3 separate regions of the Mus musculus genome follow, and regions 1 and 2 are each linked to region 3. A link is a loop called in an ENCODE intact Hi-C map of the cell type or tissue named here. Cell type or tissue: gastrocnemius. All regions are shown on one strand. Region 1 overlaps Atg2b (autophagy related 2B). Region 2 overlaps Atg2b (autophagy related 2B). Region 3 overlaps Papola (poly (A) polymerase alpha).

Region 1 (5,000 bases), 150 kb before region 3:
CCAACCTGGGACACAAAAGAAAACAGGAAGGGCAGGCGGATGGGGTGGAGAGGAAGCGGGGAAGCATCTCCCCACGGCCAAGCAGGGTAACTCCCTGCAGTGCTCGCCACGCTTCTCTTTACCTGCTCATTCTCAAACATCACTCGACGAGAGGAAAAGGGAGACGGGGCTGGCCGCCTCAGGTCACAGACATCTTTCAGGGAATGAGCCCCTCCGTCCTCCTCCTCCTGGTAGTGACCATCATTCTCTTCCTCTTCCTCGGCTGCTATTCTCTCCAAAATGGAATGCATGGCTGGTGGGTTTATTTTCAGTACCATTCTGATTGCAAAGATAATTTGAAAAATCAAGATATAAGTATAAATGGCAACATGTTTACTTTCTGCAGGTTACATAGTGAACACTGATTACATGTCGATTTGATAAGCCTGATCTATAAGTATAAAGCCCATGCCTACTGTAACCCACTTACAGACGGGTAGACTTCACGACATATAACGCAGTAAAAACAGAAAGGAAGGCCACTAGCAGTGGATTCTTACCAACTCAAAGGGTAACTTTTTGGAAATTCCATTACATCCCTACATTTGCTTACCGTGGCCAGTCAAAGTCATCTGACGATGCGGTGTCTCCATCTACTCCACCAGACACATGGAAGAACTTGACAGATGGCCCTCCCTTCTCCTCCTGGAACGACCCTATGGAACCAAGATGGCTTTACTGCCACGTGCGTTTCACGTGCTGAAGATACACCATTCTCAGCTCTGCAGTGCTTACTCATTGGTCCTAACTTAATGTGGCCTGTGCTAGGCACAATGTTAACAAATGGGCCAGTTTTTATTCACATACAATTCTTACTAGTATTGCATGTGTGAGACGCATAATTATAGTAAACATGTCTAGTCACTACCTACTGAGTACTGGTAAAGATTTCCTGGTGTGCACTTGAGGAATTAGGGAACCTCTTTCTCGCCATCTTACTCCTTTGAGGCAGAAGCATGCACTTTTTTTGTCTAAGCTGGCAGGCAGCAAGCCCCAGGGACTACCTTCTACCCACTCTTGGGCACAGGTGAGACCATGCTCAGCTTGTTATGTGGGTGTTGGTATCTGAACTTAGGTCTTCGAGGTTTTACAGCAAGTCCTCTTAACCACTGAGTCATCTCTCTAGCCCCAGTTATTTTTTCAGAGAAGAAAAGTTTACAGCTTAGAGCTACAGCTCAGAGACAGAGCAATTGTCCAGCATGTAAAACTCTGAATTCAGTCTCAGTGCGGCAGAAAAGATAAAGATAAGCTTATGCAGCTAACTGAGCAGTAAAAACATAAAGATACAAGCATACTTTGATGTGTACTTTGTATATGCATGCTAACTACTACACTGGCTTCTCCCTGCCCTTCATAACCTTCCTGTAAAACAGAAAGCTGCAGCCAACAGCAACCAGGGATGGCAGAATGCATGTAAACATCCACTCCTGAATGCCACTGGCAAATTCCCATTTAAGTATCAACAAAAACTCATCAAACTCAGAGATCAGAACAGCCCAGGGAAACTCTGACTGCTGAGGGGTGTGAGGTGAGCTGGTGACTGGAACAAGAATGCAGCAGATCTGTGTCATATTTTACCATGATGTCCCCGGAAAGGCTGTATTGTAGTGACAGAGGACTCAGGTATCATAGTTGCCTTTACCACTGTGAGCTAGGGAGACACAGCCTCTTCAGCCACAGATCAGCAGTGACAATTAATTGCTGCTGGAAAGGACAGCATGTCTGTGACCTGCATGTACAGGTCTGGCAGAGTGGTGCCCAGGCTACCCAGTCCCTATCACACACAGTAAGTGGTATTCGATGACAGAAAATGCTAACACACTCATTCCTAGATAGAAGATAAGAAGGTCACCAAAGCAAACAAGCATTGCATTATTTTGTTTTGTTTTTAATTCTCCACACAATTCTGGGAAGGGGCTATTGTTCTATTCTCTAACTGTGCTCCCAATTTTGCCATTTTAGGTTGTGAGGAGCGGTGTTCTACATGAAGTCTGCTCTGTGAACACACACGGAACAGGTGTGTTCAGTCTTACCAGATAGCTCTCGAAAAGTCAGCTCCAGTTTAGTTTGTTCTGGGGTGGATCCTCCCACGAACTCTGTCTTGGACTCCAGATCCGTAAATTCTAAATGAAGGGTCTCCTTCTGAAGTGACTTCTTAAACCAGGGTCCTCTTTCCTGGTCTGATCTTAGATCAGGAATAGGGAAGCGAACAGACAGGTGCAGGGCTGGGGTGGCAACTTGTACGGACACCCGACGGTTTGCAGGACTGTGTGAGTCATCTAGGAACACTTCCGTGAAAGCCTTGTGCTGAAACAGGATGAGGAATACTCAGCAGTTCAGTGTGCGCCATTGCCCTCCCCACGGGCCACAGCATCCACAGTTCAAACAACCCACTACCATATTAGCACAATCAAGTGCAAATGTAACAGCTACTGCCCATTCAGACCTGTTGGCAACAGCTGACTCTTCATATAAAAGTACACAAACATGAAGACAGGCACTACTGAGCCTCCCAAATCTCAGCATAAACTATAAGGAAAAGGTATAAACTAGCCTATTAACAAACTCTATAGGGTTAAATGTAAATATCTTAGCCTATATGGACGTGGCACCTGTCAATAATAAAACTGATGACCTATGGCTTAGGCAGGAAATAGGTGGGATATACAGGAGGCAGAAAGAATTCTGGAAGAGTGCCAGGTGAGGAAAATTCACCCGGGAAGATGTGATGAGACGGACACATGTTCCCCGAGCACAGGTAACCAGCCAGGTGGCAGAATGTATATTAGAATAAATGGGTTATTTTACATTATAATCTAGACAGAGAAGAATGTAGCTTTCACTACATTGAGAGTGTATGGCCAAGGTGTTAGTAAATATATTTTGAGTCTGAGTCTTATTTCTGGAAGTATGAGGCTAGAACGAAGAAGCAGATCTAACGTCTACAGTTAAAAATCACTGCTATACGCAATGGTCAAAAGCATCCATTCAAACAAAAGTTGATTTCCAATTTTCCATAAAATGTCCTCCCTCTCACATAGCTCCCTGTCATGACAGCCCGGCATGGGCTTCATGTGCTGTGCGCCCACTGGCTCTCCTCCACAGCCCTCCCTCTTCTAGCTGGTGCCCTTGCTTCTCTCAAGTTAGAAACCATGAGTTTTCATAAATCTATCTCTTCCCTGTTTGGTTTTCTAACATAAATTCCACTCTCAAATCTCCAATCAAAACTAAGGAACTCCAGGAGATGATGTAGTCATCCCAACACACCCGAGCTTGTCAGCAAATGTAAGAGACCGGCCCACAACTTAAACAACAAGAAGCAATGAAAACTAAGGAAGGAATGCTGCTCCAACACCAGGAACCAAGGGCAAAACTGTGCCTGCGGGCATGCATTGCTGCACTGCTCTGCCCACTACAGCCGCCTGCTAGCCTGCGGGCACGCACTGCTGCACTGCTCTGCCCACTACAGCCGCCTGCTAGCCTGGGACTGGTCCTGGTCCTACAGACCAACACTGCAGCCACCGAGCCCCAGTGTAGTTCCAAGTCCACACTGCATACTGGACCCCGACAAGAGTGACACAGTGGCGCAGTGTCAGCCCCGCTCTCCACAGCACTCCTGGGCTGACTGACACAGTGAGGCGCAGTGTCAGCACCACTCTCCACAGCACTCCTGGGCTGACACAGTGACGCAGTGTCAGCCCCGCTCTCCACAGCGCTCCTGGGCTGACACAGTGACGCAGTGTCAGCCCCGCTCTCCACAGCGCTCCTGGGCTGACACAGTGACGCAGTGTCAGCCCCGCTCTCCACAGCGCTCCTGGGCTGCCTGGTCTTCCCTTCCACCTGGGTCATGTTTATGAAATGAAACTTTGAGTGTGTTACAGGACATTTCAAAATCCAAAGAAAGAAATCTGACCCCACTGCGCCACATGTTGTCAGCTCCCTGTCTAACCTTTCTTCTGTGTGTGACTTTCCTGTCTAGATTCCGTCTAACAGCAATCTAAGGGAAACCAGAGTGCCACGTGCCTGGAATTCCCATACAGCTGATACCACGCCGCAATCCTGTTAGGAGTGAACAACTGACCTCACTATTATCAGTGCATAGTGGGGTAGAGAGAGAAGGCAAAAGCTCAGATCACCAGGCAGGCGGCACTGTGCACATCTTTAATCCCAGCACCCAGGAGCCAGAGACAGGCAGATCAAATCATCCTTGACTAAATATAAAGTTCCAGGTTAGAACTGTGAGAGAAACGTAGAAGTCATTGCTATGTTAGGTATGGCGGTGCACGCCTTTGATGTCAGTCCTCGGAGGCAGAGGAGGGGGATTTCTGCGAATCTGAGGCCAGCCTGGTCTACATATGTAAGGACCTGTCTCAAAAAGTAAAAAGAAGAAAAACAATTTTTAGATAAAAATAATTTTTAAATATCTAATTTTTACTATTATGAATAATATTGCTCTCGTATAGTCAATTTAATGTATTAGGACCTTTCTCATAATAATTCCCCCAATAAGCATATTTGCTGAGTCCAGCATGCTCTTTGTAGGGTCAGAATGACATGGTTCCTGCCCTTGTGACAGGGCCAGCCAGTGTGAGCCACCATGAATGTCAGATGTTGATGGCTGCTGTGGGTTTAAAGCTTATATAATAATGTACATATTTTCACGGTCGGTCCTCAGAGGAATCCTCCCAGTTAACATTAATGATTCCATGATAATCAGAGACAGCATGAGTCTGGGAGGCAAAGGTGTGGCTAATGTGTCAGCCAAATGGTAAACACTGGGACCTTCAGGACAGCGCTTAAGGCTGTGGAAAAGAACTCTTAAAACATCATGAGTTTGAAAATACAGAATTTCTTAACTATCCAAAAACATAAGGATGAAATATAAGTTCTATAAGGGGCTTCACAGGCCTAAATGAGCAGAGGCAGCTGCACTATGAGCCAGCGTGTCAGAAAGATACTAA
Region 2 (5,000 bases), 160 kb before region 3:
TTGCTTGTTAGGTATATTCTTTTTGTGACAGAATTTCACTATGGAGCCCAGATTGGCTTCACATCTTCTGTCTTCTTCCCCAAGCCTGGTAAGTATTGGAGTTGGAGGTGTGTAACCCCACAGCAGGCAGAATATTTATTCAAAAATTAGTATACTTTATTTATTTACATATGTGTATATATGGCTGTGTGGTACATGTGTGGAAGTCAAAGGACAAATTGGGGGAGTTGGTTCTTTTCTTCCATGACTGGATCCCAGGAAATGAACTCAGGTTATCAGGCTTGGTGGCTCTAAAATCAGTGTGTTTCAAGTAAAACTGTTCTTTGTTCCAATGGACTCACCTGTAATCAAGTGCACAGCTCCAAAGATGGACATGGAAAGTTGTAAATGAAGTTGGAGGGTTATATCCCAAAACAGGTTCATCAGCAATATTCAAGAAGTTTAAAATCTATAATCACAAAGACATAACTACCTGCTTTAGAAGAAATAACATTTTGCTAGAACACATTTAACAAATACGTAACAGAGTGACTTAAGATACTCTAAGAAAACACTGTTGTTCTGAAGGGATTCATTGTGAAAGTGTGTGCCTGACAGGGATGCGGAAGAAGAGGAGAGATGCATTTACCTGTCTATAGCAACTGTCTTACTATGTGTGTGTGCTTATCCCAGTCTGATGTCTTACTGTGTGTGTGTGCTTATCACAGCCTGTGCCCCTTACATAACACAACTACAAGGCTAAAGTGGAACTTGAAATGAAGAATCACATCCAATAACTGAATGCCACAGACACCTTAGAAACCCCATCTTACGTCTGTGGTCATGCCACCATAAACACTCTCAATCTCCTCCAGTCTTGGAAGCTAAACAGGACTAGACTGGTACTTAGTACCAGGATGGGAGAAAGCCCTATCTTATGAAAATAAAAGTATGCACAATCATACAATTGACATATTGTTCAGAACAATTCTTGGAAAGTCTTTGTTGAAGATTACTTTTCAAAAATCTGGTTTCTTCAGGAGGCAGAGCTAAGGAAGTAGGAACTTGAGTGTCATCCTCGGCTTCCTTAACTCTATGTCCTGGACGTCTGCTGCATTCATGTGCTGCTGGGTCCAACGCAAGGCTTTGCAGTCTAGTGGGCAGTAGAACACTCAGTGTGTTTGAGGCTCTGGGCTTAGTCCCAAACATGGAAAAAATAAGTAGGTAGGTAGGTAGGTAAAGGTAGGTAAGAAGGCAGGAAGGCAGACAGATAAAAAGCATATTGTTAACCCTAACTCTGGTTTAAACTCTATCTCTGGTTTTCAGAACTCAGCACCACTGCTGCTCTCCCAGGCTGGGCACTCTACATGCGCTTCTTTTCCTGACTGATCTAACAGCAGCAACGCTGACACTGAGAAGCTATAGGGACTGCAATTTGAGCAAAAAGTCACCTGCCTTCTGGACGTCATGACTTGTAAATGCTACTAAAGTACTTGACAGGTGACAGCTCTTACCTGCTCGTGCCAACTGAGTCCAGCGGGCAGCACCCTGTGCTGTAGAGTGGCTCCTTTCAGCCCCACAGCCACGAGGAACTCCTGCGCCACAGAACAGCACAAAGAACCACATTAATCCACAGAATCCCCAACTCAAATTTTTCTAAGAAAACAAAGGTGTTGCCACCCATACAGTCACCTTGGAGAGCAAGCAAATCAATAAGCCTAGCTAGCAGTGTGAGGCACACACCTTCGTGTTGGACTCGGACTTATCAGACAGTATCTTCACTGCGACTGAGAGCATATTCAAATTGTCTCCCCCAACCCCATCTGAGGCAGTGCGGCTGAGGCCATCTTCTTCAGAGGAATAAATTGTAGGTTCCAGCCAGTGTGGGCGGGTGGAACAGGGCAAGCGCGTCTCTGTAGGGAGAATGGCTCCATCTACTATGCCTAGACACACGTTGAGATAAAAACACCAATATGATCACTTGAAATTAGCTCCGTAATTGTTTGGACTTTCACAACTCACAACGAAACTCTCTGTGCAGGCTGAGTATGCTTTACCCAAGCTACTCAGAATCTGAAGCAGGCAATGTTCACATACATTAAATGAGACATTAGGGAGAGTATAGTTCTGGACATGACTCATTTTTGTCTTGTGTACTCTTCAGACAACAGATTCAGGGTCATCCATGCCCGACTCTGGCTCACCTGCGCCCTGATGTGCCCATCCCAAGAGTCAGGCACAGAAAACCCACTGCAGCAGCTCACTATCAGAGACAGCTGAGATTCAGAGCATTTCTAACATAATTTCCAGGACAAGTCTGCATTTCTTTGAACCTTGTTGGGGGCACAGAGGTCCTAGTGCTCACAGACAACCACTAATAAGCCAGGAATGTTAATATACAGGGTTGTCGCTTCAAAGGAAGAGATATATAACCTGTTCTCTGCCCAGGAGGCTGGAAATGGAGTCAGTTCATGGTCTGGTGACTCCTATGCTCTCCTTAGGGCCATACCTGGTTCCCCAGACTCTTACAAACAGGACTGGAGGTAGGGGATTCTGCACCATCTGCATAAGATGGTCTATCTATACAAGCCATCTCCATGGAAGAAATGACATGCACTTTAAGAAGAGTTTCACTGCACACAGGGTTGTTATAGCAGGAGACTGTTCCAAATTATGTTGTACTGAAATATGCCTCAAATAAACTGCCCAGTGTCAGACTCTGCAGTTTGAACCACACTGGCTACTGATGTGTGTTGAACTAGACTTTCTTCGTGCCTCACACCATCAATTACTCTACTGGTGGTTGTGCTTGCAAAGATCCCCACAGAACCCAGCATGGTTCTGGTGGCATAGGGCCAAAGGCCAGCATGGCAGCAACGACCTACTTCTTTGTGATTGTTGGTAAAACTGAGGGCAAAAACTCAGAAAACAAACAAACAAAAATAAACTAAGATTCTGAAATACTAGGAAAACAAGATTTTCATTTCTTTGTGCCTATTCACAGAGTAATTCAGGCAACAACTCAAAATTTCTAAGTTTTAGTCATGTGAGGTAGTGTGTACTTACAGTCCTAGAACTTGGGAGGCTGAGGCAGGAGAATCTCAAGTTAAGAACCAGTGTTGGCTATACAGTAAGACCTTGTCTCAAAACAAAAAAATTTTAATCTATAAGTATGATTTTGACAACAAAACCAGAACTCCCAACAGAATACAACTTACATCAACATTGTATTCTCAAAACTGTCCTTAACAGATAGGAAATTCACTCGCCAAACAGAGGAGAGGAAGATGCACAATTCCCTACCTTTGTGGTACAGCCTGAGGCTGCTGGAATGCAAGCAGATGTAGTGCTTGTCCTCAAAGCCCTCATACTTTGTCACGCAGAAGAACGAGCCGCTATTGAATTCTAGCCAGAATTCACCATGCTTACTTTCCATCGGATCTCCATTCTCTTGCTAACAAAACAATGGGGGGTGGGGGTTACAAGTCACTTTTTATTTCTTTTGGTCAAATTTCAGTACTGTAGATAGAACCTAAAACACACAGTAGTTGCACATAGTAGGTAGGCTCTTGGTCACTGAGCTTCATGCCCGACAACCATTATTTAAATGCAGAAAGAATGTGTCTTGGCATGCTCATTCTGACTAACTCAGGAAATTCTTCCACACCACACAAAGCAGTCTGATTCCTGAGCCATCTGATACAGTGGGACAAAACGTTGAACAATGTGTGTGCATAATGTGAATAAGTCCTCTGTAACAAATAACTGTGCTTCACCCTCTTTTAAAACGAGACCAAAAAAGCTACAATTACTGCCCTCACTGGCAGACTTAGCAGGTGTGTCTACAGGGAGGCTACACGGCCTGAGAGCAGCAGAGAAAGCAGCTGTGTTCCAGCTCTGGCATCCTGGAACACTGCTCCCCACCCCCACACTAAGACAGCTTCACCCCACTTCACTATAGGAGACTGCGCAGCCATACCTTCACATCAGTGAACACTGCCATTAGTCCATGATTGATACTCAGAAGCACTGAGAGGAAGCTCTGAGAGTTCTTGTTCTGAGAGTCCAACTTTTTTTTCCTACGGGAACGATAGTTGGGATCAACAGCAGAAAAATACTGCAAAGTCTCTTCTTCAGATCCACTGTCTTCATCTACGCAGGGAAAAGACCTACGATTACAGGTTCTGACAGCTAAGCAAGGCAGCAGCTCACAATGATCACAACAGTACTTTGCATTTTCACAAAGGACAGAACCATGAGGGAGAGGGGCCTCTAAGTGAATATCAAACATGTACACGATCACTCCAAAGATTCCACGTTTGAGCAGCAGAGTTCTTGTCAGCATAGACACAGACATGGGGAAAGTTATAGAAATTTCCAAAGAAATTATAGCATAAAAATAGAAAACAAGTCTGAGACTTAGAAATAAGGTGCTTATACCAGAACCAATGTAAAAATACATTACCATAGTGAACTGCAGATTTAAAGGGACTGAAGCTATCTTTGCTGAAGGTATTGATCAGCTGACTGGCCACGGAGAGTCCGATGCCATAGGAAACGTTTTCAAGTGTCTCCACTGGTGAAGGCGCTGTTGGCTCCCAGAGAAGCAAGTCGTTAAAGATCCTAGACACAGAGCACAAGATGAACGGGAAACTTGTCAGTGCAGACAGACGGAGAACCCTCTTCCCAGGATCCTGTGTGAAGTAAGGTTTCAAGCAGAAATGGAAAACGATCCTGTGAAGGGGCTTTAAAACAGCAGTTCATGCTTTTGATGGGAAAGCAATGGCAGAGAAAGGAATCTGAGACTGGACTCTAATTAGGCGTCACCTAGTGTCAGCCATGTCAATACACTGAACGCCCTACTCACACCGCTGAGAACACTTTAAAGGTGAGAGAGAACAAACTACAGAGGAAACCTCAGTCAGGTATAGTGAAGCATGCCTTCAATCCTAAGAGGCAGAAGCAGTCTCAGGCCAGCCTGGTCTACACAGCAAGTTTCAGACCAGCCAGGGCTGTACAGT
Region 3 (5,000 bases):
TGTATTTACTGGTGGAGGAATCATTTAATTGAGCCGGCAATTTTTGCCAGGCAATTTTAAACACTCAGCATGCATTTGTCTTTGTATTTTACATAAAACTAGAATGATAAACCTGTAAACTCCTTACAGATTGGGAACAGAAGCAAACACAGTGTGAACAGCCACATTTCCTTTGGTAGAAATGGAGGATTTTGAACCTCCAGGCTTGGGGTGTTAAAGCTCACAGCTAAGAACTTGTTTTTGTTGGGAATTATGCTAAATTATGGTGAAAGAATTTCAGTGCCGTTTTTAAAAGTAGCAATAGTAGCCACATAGCTTACCTGTAATTCTGGTACTTGGAAAGTAGAGGCAGGAGGAGCGCAGGTTCAGGGTATTTTCAGCTGTGTGGTTGGTTTGAGGCCAACCTGGTCTAATTGAGACCCTGGCTCAAACTAAGTAGAAGGTAGTGGAAGCATTTAACATGGGCTTATGGTGGAGCTTCAGGAACTAAACTTGTTCACTTCCTCACAGGCTGTTGAAGAGGCATTTGTACCAGTTATCAAACTCTGTTTTGATGGAATAGAGGTAAGGCCCAGTCCTAGTGGGCAGCTTTTTGGTATGGGCTGTTCTGGATCTTGGTTCATTTAGATACAATTTTGATTGCCAGTAAGAATTTGTGAGTTGGTTAATACCAACAATTTTTTTTCCGGAAATGGGTGTCCATTCTTTGTAGAGCGTGTGTATTAGGTAGACTCTTTTCTAACTCTTTAAGCGGAAGTGGGAGCAAAGGACTTAGGACTGAGGCTACTGCAAAATAGTTCTGTGGTATTTTCTTCCCAGGTGAACTTTGTGTCTAGTTCAGGCAATAAGTATGCAGTCTGTTTATCCAAGTAGCCTTTTTACTTAGGTTAATTTGTATAAATACTTTGAAGAGATAGGGGCTGTGTGAGCAGTGACATAGCGTTAAGTTGTTTCATAGAGTTAGTGCCCCGCCCCGCCTAGACTCTTTGGAGCACAGAGTCGTCGCCGCAGAACTGATTCTCACTTCCCTTCTGTAATCACAATGGTGTTGTGATGACCTTGTTGTGATGATAAAGCTGGAGATACTGAAAGAATGATCGCTAGCTGTTATTTTTTTAAAATATAGTTGCAGGGGCAGTTTTTAGAATTACTATATAAGATACCTAACTTATGAAAGGTTGAAATGTTGGGGTTTTTTGTTGTTGTTTTTGGGTATTTTTTGGGGTTTTTGAGACAGGGTTTCTCTGTGTAGCCCTGGCTGTCCTGGAACTCACTCTGTAGACCAGCCTGGCCTCAAACTCAGAAATCCGCCTGCCTCTGCCTCCCGAGTGCTGGGATTAAAGGCGTGCGCCACCACGCCCGGCAGAAATGTTGGTTTTAATAAGTGGCCAAAATTGTTAAATTTGGTTAAGGATTATATTTGCATAGTTTTGAGTTATAGACAGTGTTTAAACATAAAGATATCTGTAATTAAAATATACGGTGACTATTTACCTATTGTTTTGTGTTTAATGTGAAAATAAATGTGTGAGTTCCATTCTGAGCTCATTGTGAGTGAATTTGCTCATATTTTGCTCTCTTTAAGTGTGCAGCCAACTTACAGCTCCTACAGATGTTAAACCAGAGCTTAATTTCAGTGTATGCATTCAGTGTCTACTTAAGCTAAGTAGACTTGTTAGCAGTTGAAACGATATGTACTGTTTGTTGGGCTCTATTTTATATCACCGTTCCCATGCTTTAGCCTCTGTTTAATGTGCCTGTGTATACAGCATGGGCTTCTTGTGAGGTTCTTGTAGCCATTGCAAGGTCAATGAGAGGGCTTTAAGAATTTTTTTTAAATAGAAAATGCCATAAAAGTAGTTTGACAGATATGGAATGTTAGATTTTATTTTTGTTTTAGATTGATATTTTGTTTGCAAGATTAGCACTGCAGACTATTCCAGAAGATTTGGACCTACGAGATGACAGTCTGCTTAAAAACCTAGATATAAGATGCATAAGAAGCCTTAATGGTATGTAAAAAAGCCTGCTTCCTTTTGTGAAGTTGAAGGGCTTTTGGTCAAATAGTAAATAACAGTTCTTAAAACATATGCTTTGTAATGACGGTTTTTGTAGCCAGTGTAAATGCGTAATGGATATACTAAAACACTCTTTACCCTGGATAGACTACAGAGCCGTGTCTGGCAGTTGATTTGCTCACTGATGACCTTTCACTTTCCCCGCTATTAATGGTATATTACATCTTTAAAAAGACCGACATTTATAATGTTGCTAGTGATCGAGGCTTTACTGTATGTAGCCCTTATTAATTTGCATTTGATAGTTGCTTTATAATCTTATCAGATAAGTGTAAAGGGTTTTCTCTTTTTAAAAATGTTAATATAGCTCATTACCAGTGCTTTGGGATAACTATTAGAAGCGTAGATGGACTAACTCCACTCCTCAGGAAAGAGTTGTACGTAAGGCTGAGGCTGGGCAAACTGCCAGGTGTGGTAGCTGTGGTTAGGGATTCGGCTTGGAGCAGGAAAGAGCTGCTTGACTTCATGCCTTCTGACTTTTAATGCCTTTTAATTCACATAGTCATTCCACCAAATAAGGCTTTAATTTGAGGGTAGTCTTAGAAAATTGATGATGATACTATTGTAACACCTGAGGCTTAATGTTGTTTCTCTCACTCCCATTAATCAGGTTGCAGGGTAACCGATGAAATTTTACATCTAGTACCAAACATTGACAACTTCAGGTTAACTCTGAGAGCCATCAAACTGTGGGCCAAACGTGAGTTCAGAATTTGTTGGCTAGCTTATTAAAAACATTGAAGCTCTTCATCAACACTAACTTAATCTTTTTGCTTTTCCCTTATCAACAGGGCACAACATCTATTCCAATATATTAGGTTTCCTCGGTGGTGTTTCCTGGGCTATGCTAGTAGCAAGAACTTGCCAGCTTTATCCAAATGCAATAGCATCAACTCTTGTACATAAATTTTTCTTGGTATTTTCTAAATGGTATGTTTTTAGATTATATTACAATAAAATTGATTGTAGACACTGAAGTTTAGTCTTATTTCTGTGACATTTCTACAGCTGGTTTCAGATTTCAATTTTAGTTTGTGGGCTGAGGGGGTAGTGCTCAGTGGTAGACTGCTTGCCTGGCATGCACAAGGCCTTGAGTTTAGTCACTAGTCCCTCCAAGAACCTAACCAGTTTTAGTTGAAGATACAGCTACCGTGTTGGGAAGAGACATTGTGTGTGAAAAGGAAAACCTAACTCCTTAGTTTCTTTTCCTTAGCTCTGCCACCTACCCTCCAAATACACTCTGAACTTAGCCACTGTAATGTTTTCTGCCATCTGCTCTGTTACTAGGGTGGGTAGAACTCACACACACCATTCCTTTCATTCTGATCACTTCTATCCAGAGGCTGTTTGTGATTGTGTTTTACCTTCAGCCATCATTAACTTGGTAAAACCTTAAATGTGTCACTTCTATAACAGTTTTTAAAAAAAAATATGTTAAGTGACTGAAAATAAATGGAAGTCACTGGATCTTTGAGACTTGTTAGCCCAGGAGAGATCTACTAATTAAGATACAAATGTTTTGGATTTAAGAAAAGTCCAAGACACTGCCAATTTGAAGTAGTTACTTTGATACCAAGAGTTGGGGTTTTAGTCAAGTTAAAGAGATTTATCTTTCATATTGCCAGCACTTTCCTTTCTTAATGTGAAGAAAGACTTGTTCCTTTGTAGTCACTTGGTAACAGACTCTGGATTTAATGTGTAGCAACTGCTCTGTCCAGTATAGTTGTGCTGCTTTGCCTTTGTCTTGGTGAGTGAGGTGTGATCAGGTCAGACACAGAACCATGAACATTTCTAGTAGGCCAGCTTGATTTATACTAAGCAAGAGAAGCACTTTTCATTTTTGATCTTTATACCCAACTGAAGTAGCATTAATACATTTTATAACATGGCTGTATTATATAGTACTCACAGAAGCATTGTCCTTGTTAACCTTCGCACCGTGCCTCTAGTTACAAGTCACTTCCATGTACCCGTTCAAGGGACTAGTGTGAAGACAGGAGTCTTTTCTCAACCAGGATTAGCCCAGTTCAAGGGTGAGGTGGACCTACTAGATGTCTCGAGGTGGTGCTTACTGTTTGAATAGTGCTTTATCAGTTCCCCCGCAGAGCAGATGTCTGACATGATAAAGCTGTCCTGATTTGACTTCATAGAGCAATACTGTGTAAACAGAAAGCAATGAGAGGCTGTGGTGTATATGCCAAGTGAGTGAAGCAGGGTTGCATTCACAAATGCTGTATGTTTAACAGAAACGTTTAGATGCTAATGTCCAATAGTCTTATCAAGTGCTACAATCTTTTTGAACAGGGAATGGCCAAATCCAGTGCTATTGAAACAGCCTGAAGAATGCAATCTTAATTTGCCTGTGTGGGACCCAAGGGTTAGTGTATTATTTTTTCCCCTACAAATTCACACTATTCAATAACAAAAGTCACCTGCATAAAGGAGGAGGCCGCCCAGTTCTTACATATGAGTGGACACACCCATATTTCACTTGTTATAGATGACCTGCTCTCTAATTGTCCTCCGGTGTGAGAAGTGTAACGCTGTACTGTAAGCCACATTTACTTGTACACAGTTTATACAGATCTCACTAACAACTTATTCCATATAGCACTATCTTGTAAGTCAAAGTTGTATGGGCGTTTGTGCTTTTAAAAAAAAAATAAAAGGATACTAAAAATCCCTGTATATTTTTTTATTTGCTCTAAGTATTTGTTCAGTTGGCTTGTTTTAGAAAGTTCTTGCATAGTGTTTGTATGCAGCATATGGCTCCTAAGCAGGATTGCAGTGTCCGTGCTATAATTGGAAACTCTGGTTTAGGTGTTTGAGAGATGCAGAACTGTGTCAAGGAAGATCACCCACTTTGTGGAAAGTTATAGATAGCATTTACTGCTTAGACTTTATAGGTGTCAGTAACGCTAG

What was found. A loop is a pair of places that touch in the nucleus more often than their neighbours do. Peaks named below come from ENCODE experiments on the same cell type or tissue, not always from the same donor. Only the 100,000 strongest peaks of a DNase experiment are listed, where the experiment ranks them.
Region 1: it touches region 3 in a loop (2.5-fold over the local background); 5 of 42 quality-filtered maps call a loop at or near these places.
Region 2: a loop joins it to region 3, with 2.1 times the contacts of the local background. A loop is called at or near these places in 5 of 42 quality-filtered maps.

Annotation. Positions count from the first base shown.
Region 1 is chr12:105,651,937-105,656,936 of GRCm38, forward strand. Atg2b (autophagy related 2B) reads right to left here. Exons shown (of 42, transcript NM_029654.4): 15 at 2,073-2,346; 16 at 593-695; 17 at 123-318. Among named protein-coding and RNA genes, the nearest start is that of Atg2b, 31 kb to the right of the region's middle. In gastrocnemius, no CTCF peak of the experiment used is centred here; no DNase peak of the experiment used is centred here.
Region 2 is chr12:105,645,031-105,650,030 of GRCm38, forward strand. Atg2b (autophagy related 2B) reads right to left here. Exons shown (of 42, transcript NM_029654.4): 19 at 4,445-4,602; 20 at 3,959-4,131; 21 at 3,283-3,433; 22 at 1,723-1,922; 23 at 1,494-1,574; 24 at 342-448. Among named protein-coding and RNA genes, the nearest start is that of Atg2b, 38 kb to the right of the region's middle. In gastrocnemius, no CTCF peak of the experiment used is centred here; a DNase peak (open chromatin) is centred at 2,823.
Region 3 is chr12:105,806,655-105,811,654 of GRCm38, forward strand. It overlaps Papola (poly (A) polymerase alpha), which reads left to right. Exons shown (of 22, transcript NM_011112.4): 6 at 511-564; 7 at 1,901-2,012; 8 at 2,689-2,778; 9 at 2,870-3,008; 10 at 4,383-4,455. Among named protein-coding and RNA genes, the nearest start is that of Papola, 24 kb to the left of the region's middle. In gastrocnemius, no CTCF peak of the experiment used is centred here; a DNase peak (open chromatin) is centred at 2,482.